2 separate regions of the Homo sapiens genome follow, and region 2 is linked to region 1. A link is an interaction called in ENCODE POLR2A ChIA-PET data of the cell type or tissue named here. Cell type or tissue: MCF 10A. All regions are shown on one strand. Links, peaks and the distances in the headings refer to the core of each region. The heading gives the core; the rest is flanking DNA.

Evidence for each region. Peaks named below come from ENCODE experiments on the same cell type or tissue, not always from the same donor. Only the 100,000 strongest peaks of a DNase experiment are listed, where the experiment ranks them.
Region 2: POLR2A ChIA-PET joins it to region 1 with 5 read pairs; 2 of 35 experiments call an interaction of 5 or more read pairs at or near these places.

Annotation. Positions count from the first base shown.
Region 1 is chr2:180,218,111-180,225,852 of GRCh38, reverse strand. LOC105373768 (a long non-coding RNA gene) reads right to left here and starts at 2,987. Exons shown (of 3, transcript XR_923635.3): 1 at 2,821-2,987; 2 at 2,498-2,728; 3 at 1,643-1,670. In MCF 10A, for the core only: no CTCF peak of the experiment used is centred there; a DNase peak (open chromatin) is centred at 3,002.
Region 2 is chr2:180,127,902-180,135,643 of GRCh38, reverse strand. No RefSeq gene overlaps it. Among named protein-coding and RNA genes, the nearest start is that of EPCART, 6.6 kb to the right of the region's middle. In MCF 10A, for the core only: no CTCF peak of the experiment used is centred there; no DNase peak of the experiment used is centred there.

The DNA.
Region 1 (7,742 bases), core at 865-5,864:
AGTCAAGATTCATTGGTTAGGGAAGCAGGAAATAGAAAATGAAGTAGCTTCTCTCCCTGTTACTCTTAATTATCCAATAGCAAAATTTTTGCTCCCTGTCCTCACAATTTGGGATCTGCTATTTTAGAGATCTTCATACCCTAGGAAGTAATGCCTCCAATAGGGCAGTCATTAAATCTTAAAGTTCCAAAATGATCTCCTTTGACTCCTTGTCTCACATCCAAGGCACACTGATGTGAAAGGTAGGCTCCCACAGCCTTGGGCAGCTCTGCCACTGTGGCTTTGCAGGGTACAGCCTCACTCCCAACTGCTTTCAGAGGCTGACATTGACTGCCTGTGGCTTTTCCAGGCACACAGTTCAAGCTGTCAGTAGATCTACCATTCTAGGACCTGGAGGAGAGTGGCCCTCTTCTCACAGCTCCACTAAGCAGTGCTTCAGTGGGGACTGTATGTGGGGACTCCAACCCCACATTTCCCTTCCATACTTCCCTAGGAGAGGTTCTCAATGAGGGCTCTGCTTCTGCAGCAAACTTCTGCCTGGACATCCAAGTATTTCCATACATCCTCTGAAATCTAAGTGGAGTTTCCCAAATGTCAATTCTTGATTTCTGTGCACCCACATGTCCAAAACCACATGTAAGCTACCAAGGCTCAGGATTTGTACTCTCTGAAGCAATGGCCTGTAATGTATGTTGGCCCCTTTTAGCCAGTGCTGGAGTTGAAGCAGCTGGGACACATAGCACCGTGTCCTGAGGCTGCATAGAGCAGGGGGGCTCTGAGCTTGGACAACAAAACTATATTTCCCTCCTAGGCCTCCAGGCCTGTGTTGAGAGAAGCTACTATGAAGGTTTCTGATGTGACCTGGAGACAATTTCCCCTGTTGTCTTGGTGATTAACATTTGACTCCTCATTACTTATCTAAATTTCTGCATTGAGCTTCATTTTTTTCCCCAGAAAAATGGATTTTTGTTTTCTATTGCATCATTGGGCTGCAAATTTTCCACATTTTTTATTTTTTTTTTTTTTTTTTGCTCTGCTTCCTGTTGAACTTTTTGCTGCTTAGAAATTTCTTTTGCCAGATACCCTAAATGATCTCTTTTAAGTTCAAATTTCCACAGATCTCTAGGGCAGGGGCAAAATGTCACCAGTCTCTCTTTGCCAAAACATAGCAAGAGCCACCTTTATTCCAGTTCTCAACAAGTTTCTCATCTCCACCTGAGACCATATCAGCCTGAACTTCATTGACCATATAACTATCAGCATTATGGTCAAAGCCATTCAACATGCCTTTAGGAAGTTTCAAACTTTCCCACATGTTCCTGTCTTCTGAGCCCTCCAAGTTTCTAGGAAGTTCCAAATTTTCCCACATTTTCCTGTTTTCTTCTGAGCCCTGCAAACTATTCCCACCTCTGCCTATTACCCAGTTCCAAATTCGCTTCCACATTTTCAGGTATCTTTACAGCAATGTCCCACTCTCTGCAGTACCAATTTACTGTATTAGTTAGTTCTCACACTTTTAATAAAGACATACTCGAGACTGAGTAATTTATAAAGGAAAGAAGTTTAATTGACTCACAGTTCAGCGTGGCTGGGGAGGCCTCAGGAAACTTATAATCTCAGCAGAAGGGGAAGCAAGAACTTTCTTCTTCACATGGCAGCAAGAGAGAGAACTGCTGAGCAAAGGGGGAAAGGCCCCTTATAAAACTATCAGATTTTATGAGAACTCACTATCAGAAGAACAGCATGAGGGTAACTGCCCCCATGGTTCAATTACCTCCTACCAGGTCCCTCCCACAACATGTGGGGATTATGGGAATTACAATTCAAGATGAGATTTGGGTGGGGACACAGCCAAACCATATCACTCATATATTCTTACAGTAAAAAAGTTAATGGAACACTATAAGAACTTGAAATTGTCAGTACTATTAATGGCATAGATACCAGGAATTCAGTTTTGGGACACTCTACAAGTCAAGAAACCATGATCAGCTAAGTTGCTTGCTGAGGACAAAGGGAATATGGAATAGGTATTAAAAGAAGCAAGTAATATCAGCTACAACCATGAGACCATTTACAAAAATTAAAACTACAGTAGTTGTATTTCCTCTTTACTTATACATAAATATATTTGTGTGTATATATCCATATAAACATATATCCAAGAGAGGAAAAAATAACAAAGAAATAGATTAGTTAATACAAGATACAGAGATTTGTGTATATATATACATATTGACCATTCTTTTTTACAATCTAACATAATATGTGTTAATAGTGATTAACCTAATATGTCAATGTTTAAGTTATTAGAAGATATGAAAGCAAGAATGTGACCAATCTAGGAAGAGAATAAACACCACCCACAGATGAATGAAATGACTATGGGACTTTGTATCCTCTTTTGGTGGGAAGTGAGTGAATTGGAGGAGGGAGTTAGCAGGTTTTCAGTTGCATGAGAGATAGGTGCATCATGTTAGGTAGAATCATGACTTACCTATTAGATGCAAATATGGATAAAAGAGATGTGAATGACACCAAGCTGACATGAGCTGGAGTGCGGTTGTTTTGTAGTTTATCAGCTTGTAGTTTATCAGCTTGTTTGACCTGGAACAATATTGCCCAGAATCCTCTTTCCCCATATGGTTCTCAGAGGTGGTCAAAAGATAATCCAATGTGATTTGGAAAGCAGAAATGAAGCAGCAGCCATTACTCTTTGAAGTTCATCCTAGTTAAAGGAAATAAGAAATATAAAGATCTTCCAGAAGATTTTCACTTTTCTTTAATCTTCTTGCTGTTGAGAGACAGACACAAACATACCAGTGGATTCAGCTTGTTATCACTCTCCACTCTGCATCCAGCTCTATTTCCAAATGCCACTGATGAATAGGATCCCCTATCCTTCAGCAGACATATAAACAGCAACCTTCCAAAGCCACCAGCTCTCCTTTACACTCCTCTTCTAGCAGCTGCATATGTGTTGCTTCACTGATTTCCTGGCAAGCTCTAACTTGTTCACCCACGCCAATGCATCAGAGGAGCTGAGAAGTGACTGTTCTCCAGCTTCTCCTACAATTGTGCAAGAAGTTACCATTATAATAAATCCCTACTCTACAGTACTCTGAGTAGTTCTGCTTCCTTGATTTAGTCCTGACTGATACAGGAGCTTCTCAGGTCCCCAGCCACATAGAGACAGTCCATGGGCCAGAATAGTCCACAGTGCATTTACCTGCAAGGGGGCTGGGGAAGACTGAAGAACTGACAAGTGAGCAATGGTAATGTCAACCATTTATTTTTCATTTCTCAATGTTAATTTCTTATTTTAAAGAAAAAATAATAACCACATACTCATTATTTTTAAAATTACCAGGAGTAAAAAAAATTATATCTTATCAAAGTCTAGATGCTCCCTCTATCATCCTTCCAATAATCCCACTTAAGGGGGAGCCCTTTCTTTCATACACAGGGTATAGGACAAACTGTTAAGACTGAAGTTACATCGTGCTCATCTACAGAGGGGAATACAACTGAAAAGGTTAGTAAGAGGCAAAATCGCTTTTAATCAAAATTACTTTTAAAATAACAGTTTCAACATCCTTGTGGGGGGAAAAAAAGAACAGAAGTAAAAATAAGGACTAGATGGTGAGGAAACAGAGCAAAAGGCAGCCTGTTAAGAAGTGAACCAGTGGATGGAGGAGAAGAATGGTACAACAACCTGAGAGAGTAATAAAATCCTTCAAAGGTTTTTCTGAGATAGGGAGGATATCAATATGTTTATAGAAAACAGAATGATGTTAATGAACTCAAACTAACAAAGTGGAAAAGTAACCAATGTTTCAATAGCCAGAAATTATAGGACAAGACTAGAATCAAGAGCATAAGGACAGAGGGTACCTTACAAATAACAGACCCCACACTTCCTTGACCAGTAAAGAAGACGATAACAGCAGGAGGAGAAATGGCAAAAAAAAAAAAAAAAAAAAAAAAAAAAACCGAGAAAGGAGTACAGTTTCTCTCTTCCTTTCTTCTTCACTCTCTAACACACACTAATATCCCTAGTCAAGTTTTTTTAATAGCTAATAAATCGTTGACATAAAATCAAATTTTGAAAAGGAACACGTCTTACTCATATAGAGGTGCATCCTGGCTGAACCTAAATTAAGATTAGAAGTGTGAAGCCAACAGATGCTCTCTGCCTCTGCAACCACCATTTCCTGACTCACAAAGATGGAGGGAGAGGTGCATGGAACAAAAAGTGGCCTGTAAGAGGAATTTGGAGGATACAGAGAAAAATGTTATAAATAGCACAGTATCTCATTACATTAACTGGAAAATTATAATCTAAATCCATGACTACATTGATTTAATTATAGTCATCAAACTTCTAAAAAAGGAAGAAGAAAGCATAATTAAGGAAAACATTAAAATGTAATCTAACCTTTAATATTCACTCTAGAAGCTCATAGTCTACTGGCAAGCTTATGGGGAAATAATAAAACTTAGCTTATTTAACTTTTGGTCCTCAGAACCTCCATAAGATCAATAACATTATTACACACTACTTCTTAATAGTAATAATAGTAAAAGCTGACATTAATAAGAACTTACTATGTGCTAGATATGTGTTAGACTTACTGTTTTAACTATGTGTTAGAAAATACAGCTAACAGCTATATTGATCTCATTTAATCCTCATAGTTCTAGAAGGAAAGCATTACTGTTATCTCCATTTCACAGATAAGAAAGTTGGAATTTAGTGATTTACCCAAGATCACACAGTAAGAAAGAAAACCTAAGCCCACGGCTTTCTGACATTCCAAGTGCACAACCACTAATCTATGCCACTTTCTTACATTCATAGACCTCCAAAAATATCCAACTTTAAGCACTGGCTGTTTAAATATGTATTTCTCAGCAAAATTTTTTTTCTATATTTTACAAATTTTTCATGAATGCAAATATTTTATGAACCTCTACTTTAAAAAATGATTATTTTAGTTATTTTCTTGGTCCTGTTTTCTTTCAAAAAGACAGTCTCTGCAAACTCTAGGTTTAATTTAAATTCAACCCAAGTTGAAAAGGGCTTGCCACTCTCCTGAGTCCTACTGTTCTTGGCGTGGAATTGCTGACCTAGTTCTAAAGAGAGGGATAAATGCACATGGCTCAAATGTAGTTTTTGGGGGAAGAGGAAAGTTATTGTTCATGTCCCATTTACATAGAATGCTGACCTTTCAATGTAAACCACTTCTTATTGTAAACGTTTAACAAATAAAAATAATTGAGCTCATGCTTTACCAACAATGATCCATGCTGCTTTAACCTTGGTTTACTTCTATGTTATAATCTGAATACCCAACTTGAGTTCAGTCTTGGGGAATAGGGCATTGTTCCATGTTGTACAGGTAAAATATCAGACTTAATCCTATATACCTTTAATCTGGAAAATAAAATGGGTAGGTAGAAAACAGTGCTCTCAACTTACTCTAAATCCAATAAAAAGAGGGAAAAGCACACTATCTATCTGATGTTAAGCATACAGATATGACAGTTGTATTGTCAGCACAGAGACATTCGTTCATATAATACAGTATCAGCAACACTTTAAAATGTTACTGATTAGAAGTATTGAAATTATAACCTGTATCACTTACAAGCTTCAAAATCAGAAAATGCCTTCAAGCTTGTTGTTTTATAGTATATATGAGGAAAAAATGTTTAAAGGAATATTGTAGACTTTAGAAATTGTTACCAAATATGGTATAAAACTCCAAAAGATAAATACTTAATTGTAAAGAAAATAATCAGAGTTAGAGTTGTGGTATAAATTAATTAAAAACAATGCCATCCAAGGTGATTAAGTATGAGCTAGAGGTTAAAAAGAAATAGATATCACAAGAAAAATATTCAGGGAAAAACATAAAAACCTATGCTTTAGAAAGGGTATATTTGATTATAAGAATCAGAAATCCTCTAAGTCTAGCTTAATGAAAATGGGCTTAACATAAAGGAAAACATGCAAATTCCAAGGGCATCCAAAGACAAGAAATGAAGAGCAGCCAGAACACAAGAATCCCAGAAATGGAAGGGAAAGGGCAGGCACTAAAGCATCTCTCTGTTTCTCCCATAAATCACCCATGATCAGCATCCTAGACTTGGACATGGCCCAGCGTGGCCACATTGTCTGCAGCTCTCATCTCAGGCTGTTGTTTAAGTACCTACTAGCATCTGATGATCACAATTCCCAGTTGCCTGAGCTGTGAATTGTTTGCTGCTGAGTTGAGTATTCATGCCAAAGATATGTCAGCTTCAACTGAAAGGCAATTTTATTATTTTATTTGTGTTAACTTTTATTTTAGGTTCAGAGGTACATCCGCAACTATGTTAAATGGATAAATTGTGTGTCATGGGAGTTGCGTGTACAGATTATTTCATTGCTCAGCTAAAAAGCATAGTTCCCAATAGGGTTTTCCAGTCCTTACCTTCCTCCCACCCTGCACCCTCAAGTAGGGCCCAGTAAAAAAGTTAATGGAACACTATAAGAACTCAAAATTATCAGTACTACTAACAGCATAGACACCAGGAATTCAGTTTTGGGACACTCTACAAGTCAAGAAACCATGATCAGCTAAATTGCTTGCTGAGGATGAAGGGAATATGGAATAGGTATTAAAAGAAGCAAGTAATAAATATCAGCTACGACCATGAGACTATTTACAAATTAAAACTACACTAGTTGTATTTCCTCTTTACTTATATATAAATATATTTGTGTGTATATATCCATATAAACATTCTTTCTGTCCATGTGTACTCAATATTTAGCTCCCACTTAGTGGAGTTGAGGACATGCAGTATTTTGTTTTTTCTTCCTTTGTTAGCTTGCTTAGGGTAGTAACCTCCAGCTGCATTCACATTGCTTCCAAAGACATGACCTAGTTCTTTGTGTCTGTGTAGTGTTCCAAGGTGTAGATGTACCACATTTTCTTTATTCAGTCTACCATTGATGGGCATTCAGGTTGATAATATGTTTTTGCTATTGTGATAGTGCTGCAGTGAACACACGCATGCCTGTTTCTTCAGGGTAGAATGATTTATATTTCTTTGGGTATATACCCAATAATACAATCACTTGGTCAAAGAGTAGTTCTGTATTAAGTTATTTGAGAAAATACCAAACTGCTTTCCACAAGGGCTTCACTAATTTACATTCCCACCAGTAGTTTTAAGCATTCCCTTTTCTCCACAACCTCACTTTGTTATTTTTCGGTTGCCATTCTGATTGGTGTAAGATGGTATCTCACTGTGATTTTGATTCACAATTATCTAATGATTAGTGATGTTGAGAATTTTTTCATATGCTTGTTGGCCATGTGTATGTCTTTTTTGAAAACTATCTGTTCATGTCCTTTGCCCACTTGTTAATGGGGTTGATTTTTGCTTATTAATTTGTTTAAGCTCCATATAGATTCTGGATATTGTTGGATGAATAGTTTGCAAATATTTTCTCCCATTCTGTAGGTTGTCTATTTAATCTTTTGATAGTTTCTTTTGTGTACAAAAGCTCTTTAGCTTAAGTAGATCCCATTTGTCAATTCTTGTTTTTGTTACAATTGCTTTTGGAGTCTTCATCATGGCATCTTTGCCAGGGCCTTTTCCAGAATGGTATTTTCTAAGCTATATCCTAGAGTTTGCCTACTTGTAAGTTTTACTTTTAATTCTTTAATACATGTTGAGTTGATTTC
Region 2 (7,742 bases), core at 1,584-6,583, 91 kb after region 1:
CATTAATATATCCTTTAAAAATTTACTTGGTGAGCCAGGCACAGTGGCCCACACCTGTAATCTCAGCACTTTGGGAGGCTGAGGCTGGCGGATTGCTTGAGCTCAGGAGTTTGAGACAAGCCTGGGCAACATGGAGAAACCCTGTTTCTACAAAACAAAACAAAAATTAGCAGGGTGTGGCAGCACATGCTTGTAGTACCAGCTACTCGGGAGGCTTAGTTGGGAGGATGGCTCGAACCTGGGATGTTGAGGCTGCAGTGAGCAGCCTGCTGAAGTCTTGTCAAGAAGTACATTCAATGAGTATTTATTGAGCACTTTTTCTGTGCCCAACACATGGCAAGGCAACCAGAATATTAATATAACACCATCCAGCCTACACCTGAGAAGCTCACACCTTTATCCCAGTCCATTTGTGTGTATTGCCTATTCATATGCAGCATAGTCAGTCATTTATTTAACAGGTACCAATGACATAGTAACAAGTGCCAGGAACTGTGCTGGTTCAGAGTTAGAAATATAAATACAACATACATTCAGTCTTCTAGGTACTCACAGACTAGTAGGAGAAAGAGAGAGTACCTAATGGGAAATCTCTGTGAAAAATGCTTAAGGGAAATACATCAAAGGCACTGTAGTAGCAAAGGTAATTAGCTTTATCCAGGTGCATCAAGGAAATCCACACAACCATTGGGCATGCTCAAAGCAATACTGCTAGATACACAAAGAGAGTCCTTAGTTTTCTCATGTATATAGACAGCAAGCTTCTTACCAATATGTCTCAATTTATCCTAAAAGAATACCACGCTCAGACCACCACCAAATGGCTCTGTCTCTGGGCACGGTTACCACTTGGCATCTGCTGAGATGTACAGTGAGGGTATTAATTACTGCTCGCTGTGTGATAAATGTGGTTGATAGTTCTTGATGAGGTCAGTGTTTTGTGGATCTTGGATTAATGACTCCAATTTGACAGACAGCAAGCCACTAAATGGTTACCAGGTGGCAAAAATATTGTGTTACCCTAGGTAGAACCGAAGAGAGTAATATAGCTATGAAATCACCTCATAGTAGGATTAATTACTTGTAAGCATATTTTTCCAAATAATCTTAAGCAGAAAGTCTAAGTTTTTCTATTTTTATATTTAGAAAACAAACTAATTCTTAGTGGACTCAACCAAAAATCAAAGAAATTATTCAGACATAAAATACAGATTTAAAGTCACTGAAGCATGATGAAGGATATCAACTTCAGAGTGCACAGCAAATATCTAGCCTTTGGAAAGAAAGGGCCACATACATGTTAAGTAATTTAACTTTACCACTTACATATTTAACTGTTTAAATAGCCTAAGTACATTTATGATAAGACATTTAGCAGAAGACATTTCCTCAGCTTCTTCAGAAAAAATCCTACTAGTATATTATCTTAAAGTACTCACCAAAAAAAAAAAAAAATACAACAGAGATATATTTGTTTCCTGTCTAGTGAAAACAGCAAAAATCTCAACATATGGCTCTCTTACCTCCTCATGAGGCCATGAGCTTATTGAGGAGGAAGCCATTTGTCAATTATGCTTATACTCTCAGAACATAGCATAGGGTCCAATATATGGGTAAATAATTTTGTTGAGTCATTTAACAACCAAATCTGGACGATGGAGATTGAGCCTTGGCACACATTCCATCATGTGTATAGGACCTCCACCCCTCATGAGTCAATCTGCAGAGAGGCAAACAGTGCCAGTCACTGTGCACACAGACACAGTATGTGAGGGTACAGTAAAAACAGAAATACAGAATTTAGAGTCACTTTCCTTAAGGAGCTTAATATAGTTCTTGAAGAAGGGTGGTTGTTAGTGGGCATGACTATTTTGTGTCCCAAGGACTAGAACATTGCAACCCAAAATTCTTTGTACAAGTTTTAATCTAAAATGCAGGTCTAACCTATGGCCTCTCCACTTATGCACCTTGTATTGTCATAGAAAACTGCTAATGTAACAATAAAACCTGATGTTATTTGCCAGTGATGATTTTAAATGGTCAATCATGCCATTTCTTGGCTAAAAACCTCTACTAACTCTCCCATTTTTCTTAGGGTAAAAAGCCAATGCTCGCCTAAAATCTAACTTCCCTTTACTTTCCTTCTTCACCTTGAGCACTAGCAGTCCTCTTCCATCTCAGCTTTTGCATGGCGCTTCCTATTCTCTTGTCCCAGAACCTTCTTCTCACAACCTTTCTATGTTCAAGTCTTTGCCCACAGGTTACTTTCTCAACGAAGTTTAGCCCACATACCCTGTTTACGATTGGAACTGAAAGGAATTAGTATATGCTACCCAAAAATATGCCATAAGAATTATTTTGAACTGAAGACAATTGAGAAACAGCACATAGAGGAAGGGCTTTCTGTCCTACTTTTTTTTTTTTTTTTTTTTTGTCTAAAAGCAGGAAATACATTTTCCTTTGTAAAATGTCCTTCTTCCCCTTTTTCATGAAGAGAAGATTCATTACTAGAGATGGCACCAACTTGAGTCCACATAACAAACCTTACTAAATAACCCTTATCTCCTCCTTATATTTACCTTCTCACAATTTACTCCCCCTACTAGCCCACACCTTCCCTTTCCTTCATCTAGTCACTTCTCCACAATTTATCATCCTATGTTGAGATGTTATATAAGCCCCAAGTTTTAACCATCCCATTAAAGTTACTCCTCACTGAGCTCTCCCACATGTATGTGCATTGCATACATAAATAACCTGGGTTTTTTTTTCCTCCTGGCAATCTATCTTTTATCAGTTTAATTTGCAGACCCCAGGTCCTGAACCTAAAAGATGGTAAGGAAAAATATTTCTTTCCAACAGAACCTTTTTCACCTAGAGTTTTCTATCCTTCTTATTGTGTTTTATTTTCTGTACGGCACTTATAATGCTCTAACATACTTCATGTGTTTAGGATTGACTTCCCTCTTCCAGAAAGTAAGCTCCATGAGGACAGGGATTTTTATCTCTTTTGTTCTCTGATGTATCCTCAGTGCCTTAAGGAGTGCCTGACACATAGAATGCATTGTTGAATTAGTCAATAATCAATCAATTATAACCACCATGACCTTTGCACATGAGCACTACACATAAAGAGCTGATAGAGATTATTAGGAAATTAGAGTTTAATTTCTTATTGGGGTGGAAGAGTAACAAATCATGAAGAAGTCACACTAGAAATGTACCCTTCTCAACATTTATCATAAAATATTTTTATAAGCATCAAAAAAACTTATTAACAAGAAAAACAATTCGGAATAAATTGTTATTTTGAAAGCAATTTTAGAGTTTTTGGAATAATGGAAAATGCCTATGCACACTACAAGGAAATTTACCAGCAAACACAGACTTTGGTTCAGTCTTCATCATATATATTTTTAAAAGCATCAGGTAGCCTACCCTTACAGAGAAATTTGCTCTCCAATTATACACATATATAAATGATTGCTATGTGAATATGATGTTTCAGTCACTATCCCAACTCTATATTAAGTGACTAGCCCAAAGTCACCTACAAAATTGCTTTTATATACCCAACACATGGCTGTAAAACCCTATATGTGAGATATTTTCTTATTTTCATAATCAATTTTAATGTTTTATGATTATTTTTTAAAATGTCCTCCAGGAATAGAGCAAGTAACTTGAGAACCTTGATCAAAATAAATTCGATTAGAGCCAGAAGTGAACAATTTCCTGAGCAGCATGTCTAGATTGTTTCTAAACTATGATGAATTTCCACTATATATTGTTTTCTATTTTATTATATTCAAAATATGTTGAGCTTTTAGTGTGTAAAAATGGCTCAAGAATCTTGACTGTACAAGTAACCATAAAATAAGAACTGTTTTCTAATCTTGGAAACATAAATTGTTGAATCACTATTAAATCCAAATTTAATTTAGTTATATTTCATTTAAATCGATAACATTATTGATTGCATGATATATCATTACTCTATGTATCACTAAGAAAGAATAAAACACTGAAAATTGTAAATGTAAGATGTCTTTGATTCTAATACGCATTCCGATTTCAGAGATTTTAAAATGGGGAAAACGTCTATCTGAATCAATGAGTCATTTTCTAATATTTAGGGTATTTATAACCAGGGTAGCCAAATATTCTCCTTTTCTACCAAGAAAACAATAAGAACAAATTAATTATTTGAATAAGCTACTATTGAGGAAGGTTGTTCTTGTGACACTGAGGATTATCAAATACTATACTAGACTCAAGAAAAATTGTAAAATAGCCTATAGTGGAATAGCTCTGGCTAGCATGAGAAAAATAATTATTCGTGATCCACAAGTTCAAAATCTAGAAGAAATTAGCCTGGATCTAAAAGAAATAACATTATCATCATAGTCTTTTTGAAGGAAATGCTAAGGTGCAAAAAAGTATTATTGTCTTAGAAAAATATTGGTCCTTCTTAAATTCATGCACTAATTGATTTTCTCAAATTGTTTTTACTGGAATTCTGAATTTTCACACAATGACTTTGTCTAATAAAAATAGTCACCAATATGATCTTGTATATCTAATTCTTCTTCATGCTGTGCTTTAATGGGAAACTAGAAAATGTCATTCTAAAAATTGTTTTGACAAATAGTAGATAAATCATAAAACATAAGCAAGATAATGTTTAAAATGAGGAAGGATTTGGCAGCCAAATAGCCAAGGAAAAAAATAAAAGCGAAAACTACTAGTATAAAGATTGAAATCACTTATAAAATTTTAAGAATGTATGACTAGATCTTTCAAAATGGAAATTATAAACAATAAGAAATGTCATGCAATTTTATTTTATGCACAACCATGTAAGTAAATGTACCATTTAATAATGAAGATATGAAAAAGATAAACTGCTAACAAAATATAGTCTGCAATAACTTCTTTCAGAAATGGTGTATACATTTTAAAAGGAGAGAATCAATAGCTGTAAGATTAAAAAACATTATTCATCTCTTTCTCACAGCAGGGTGACTAAGCCTGCTGTCACCAAACATGTTACCTCACTGTTCCCTGATGGAGTTCCTTTAATAGGATGAGATGAATGCAAGTGTTTAACTATTTTAACATATCAACAACAGAAAATAAAAGCAGCTATTGAAACAAATTATCTGGCTTCCCACTCATTAAATATGTTTATGTCATTAGACAGAATGATACTGATGCCTAAAAGTTCTATACAGGTTGAGCATCCCTAATCTAGAAATCAAAACTCCAAAATGCTCTAAATTCTGAAACTGTTAAAGCACTGACATACTTAAAGGTCATACTCAAAGGAAAAGCTTACTGGAGCATTTCAGATTTCATACATTCGGATTAGAGATACTCAACAAATAAGTATATGCAAACACAGCAAACCTCATACTATTGCACTTTGCTTTATTGTGCTTTGCAAATATTGCATTTTTTAAAAAATTGAAAGTTTGTGGCAACCCTGTGTCTAGCAAGTCTACAGGTGCCATTTTTCCAACAGCATGTGCTCACTTCATGCATCTCTGTGTCACATTTTGGTAATCCTTACCATATTTCAAAATTTTCATTATTGTTATATCTGTTATGGTGATCTGTGACCAGAGATCTCTGATGTTACTATTGTAATTGCCTTGGGGCTCCAAGAATCATGCCTGTATAAGACAGCAAACTTAATAAATAAATGTTGTGTTCTGACGGATCCACTGACCTGACCGCCATTCCCCTATCTCTCCCCCTCTCCTCAGGATTTCCTTTCCCTAAAACACAACAATATTAAAACTAGACCAATGAATAATCCTAAAATGGCATCTAAATTTTCAAGTAAAAGGAAGAGTCATATGTCTCTCACTTTAAATAGAAAGCTAGAAATGGTTAAACTTAGTGAGAAAGGTGTGTCTAAAACTGAGATGGGCCAAAAGCCAGACCTCTTGTGTCAAACAGTTAACCAAGTTGTGAATGCAAAGGAAAAGTTCTGGAAGGAAATTAAAAGTGTCACTCCAGTGAACACACAAACGATAAGAAAGCAAAACAGCCCTATTGCTGATACGGAGAAAGTTGTGGTCTGGATAGAAGATCAAAATAATCACAACATTCCCTTAAGCTGAAACCTAATCCACAGCAAGGCCCTATTTCTCTTCAATTCTACAAAGGCTGAAAGAGGTGACAAAACTACAGAAAAAAAGTTTGAAGCTAGGAGAGTTTGGTTCATGAGGTTGAAGGAAAGAAACAATCTTCATTACATAAAAGTGCAAGGTGAAGCAGCAAGTGCTGATGTAGAAGCTGCAGCAAGTTATCCAGAAGATCTAGCTAAGATTATTGATAAAAGTGGCTACACTAAACAACAGATTTTCAATGCAGATGAAACAGCCATCTATTGGAAGAAGATGCCATCTAGGACTTTCATTACAAAGAGGAGAAATCAATACCTGGCTTCAAAGTTACAAAGAATAGGCTGACTCTCTTATTACATGCTAATGCAGCTAGTGACTTTAAGTTGAAGTCGATGCTCCTTTACCATTCCGAAAATACTAGGGCCCTTAAGGATTATGCTAAGTCTACTCTGCCTGTGCTCTGCAAATGGAACAATAAAGCCTGGATGACAGCACATCTGTTTATGGCATGATTTCCTGAATATTTAAGTGCTACTGTCAAGAGCTACTGCTTAGAGGAAAAAAAGATTCCTTTCAAAGTATTACTGCTCATTGACAATGCACTTGGTCACCCAAAAGCTCTGATGGAGATGTACAAAGATATTAATGTTGTTTTCATGCCTAATACAACATTCATTCTGTAGCCCATGAATCAAAGAATAATCTTAACTTTCAAGTCTTATTATTTAAGAAATACATTTTTTGTAAGACTAAAGCTGACATAGTGGATTCCTCTGAAGGATCTGGGCAAAGCAAACTGAAAACTTTCTGGAAAGGATTCACCATTCTAGTGTCATTAAGAACATTTGTGATTCATGGGAGAAGTGAAAATATCAACATTCACAGTTTAGAAGTGGATTCCAATCCTCACAGATGACTTTGAGAGGTTCAAGTCTTTAGTGGAGGAAGTGCACACGTGGCAGAAATAGCAAGAGAACTAGAATTATAAGTGGAGCCTAAATATATGACTGAATTACCACAATCTAATGAAAAAACTTTAAAAGATGGGGAATTGTTTCTTATAGATGAACAAAGAAAGTGGTTTGCTAGGATGGTATTTACTCTTAGTGCAGATACTGTGAACATTGGTGAAATGAAAACAGAGGATTTAGAATATTATGTAAATTTAGTTGATGAAGAAGTGGCAGAGTTTAAGAGGAATGGCTATAATTTTGAAAAGTTTTTTCTGTGGATAAAATGCTATCAAGGAACATCAAATACCACAGAGAAATCTTTGGTGAAAGGAAGAATCCAGCAACGTGGCAAACCTTATCGTCTCATTTTTTAAAATTGCTGCAGCCACCCCAGCCTTCAGCAGCCACCACACTGATCAGTCAGCAGCCATCAACATCCAGGCAAGACTCTACCAGTAAAAGAATTACAACTCACTAATTTCAGATGACTGTTAGCATTTCTTAACAATATTTTTAAATTAAGATGTGTACATTTAAAGAAATGCTATTGTACACTTAATAGACTACATTATAGTGTAAACATAACTTTTACATGTGCTTAGAAACCAAAAAATCAGTGTGACTCGCTTTATTGCAGTATTTGATTTATTGCAGT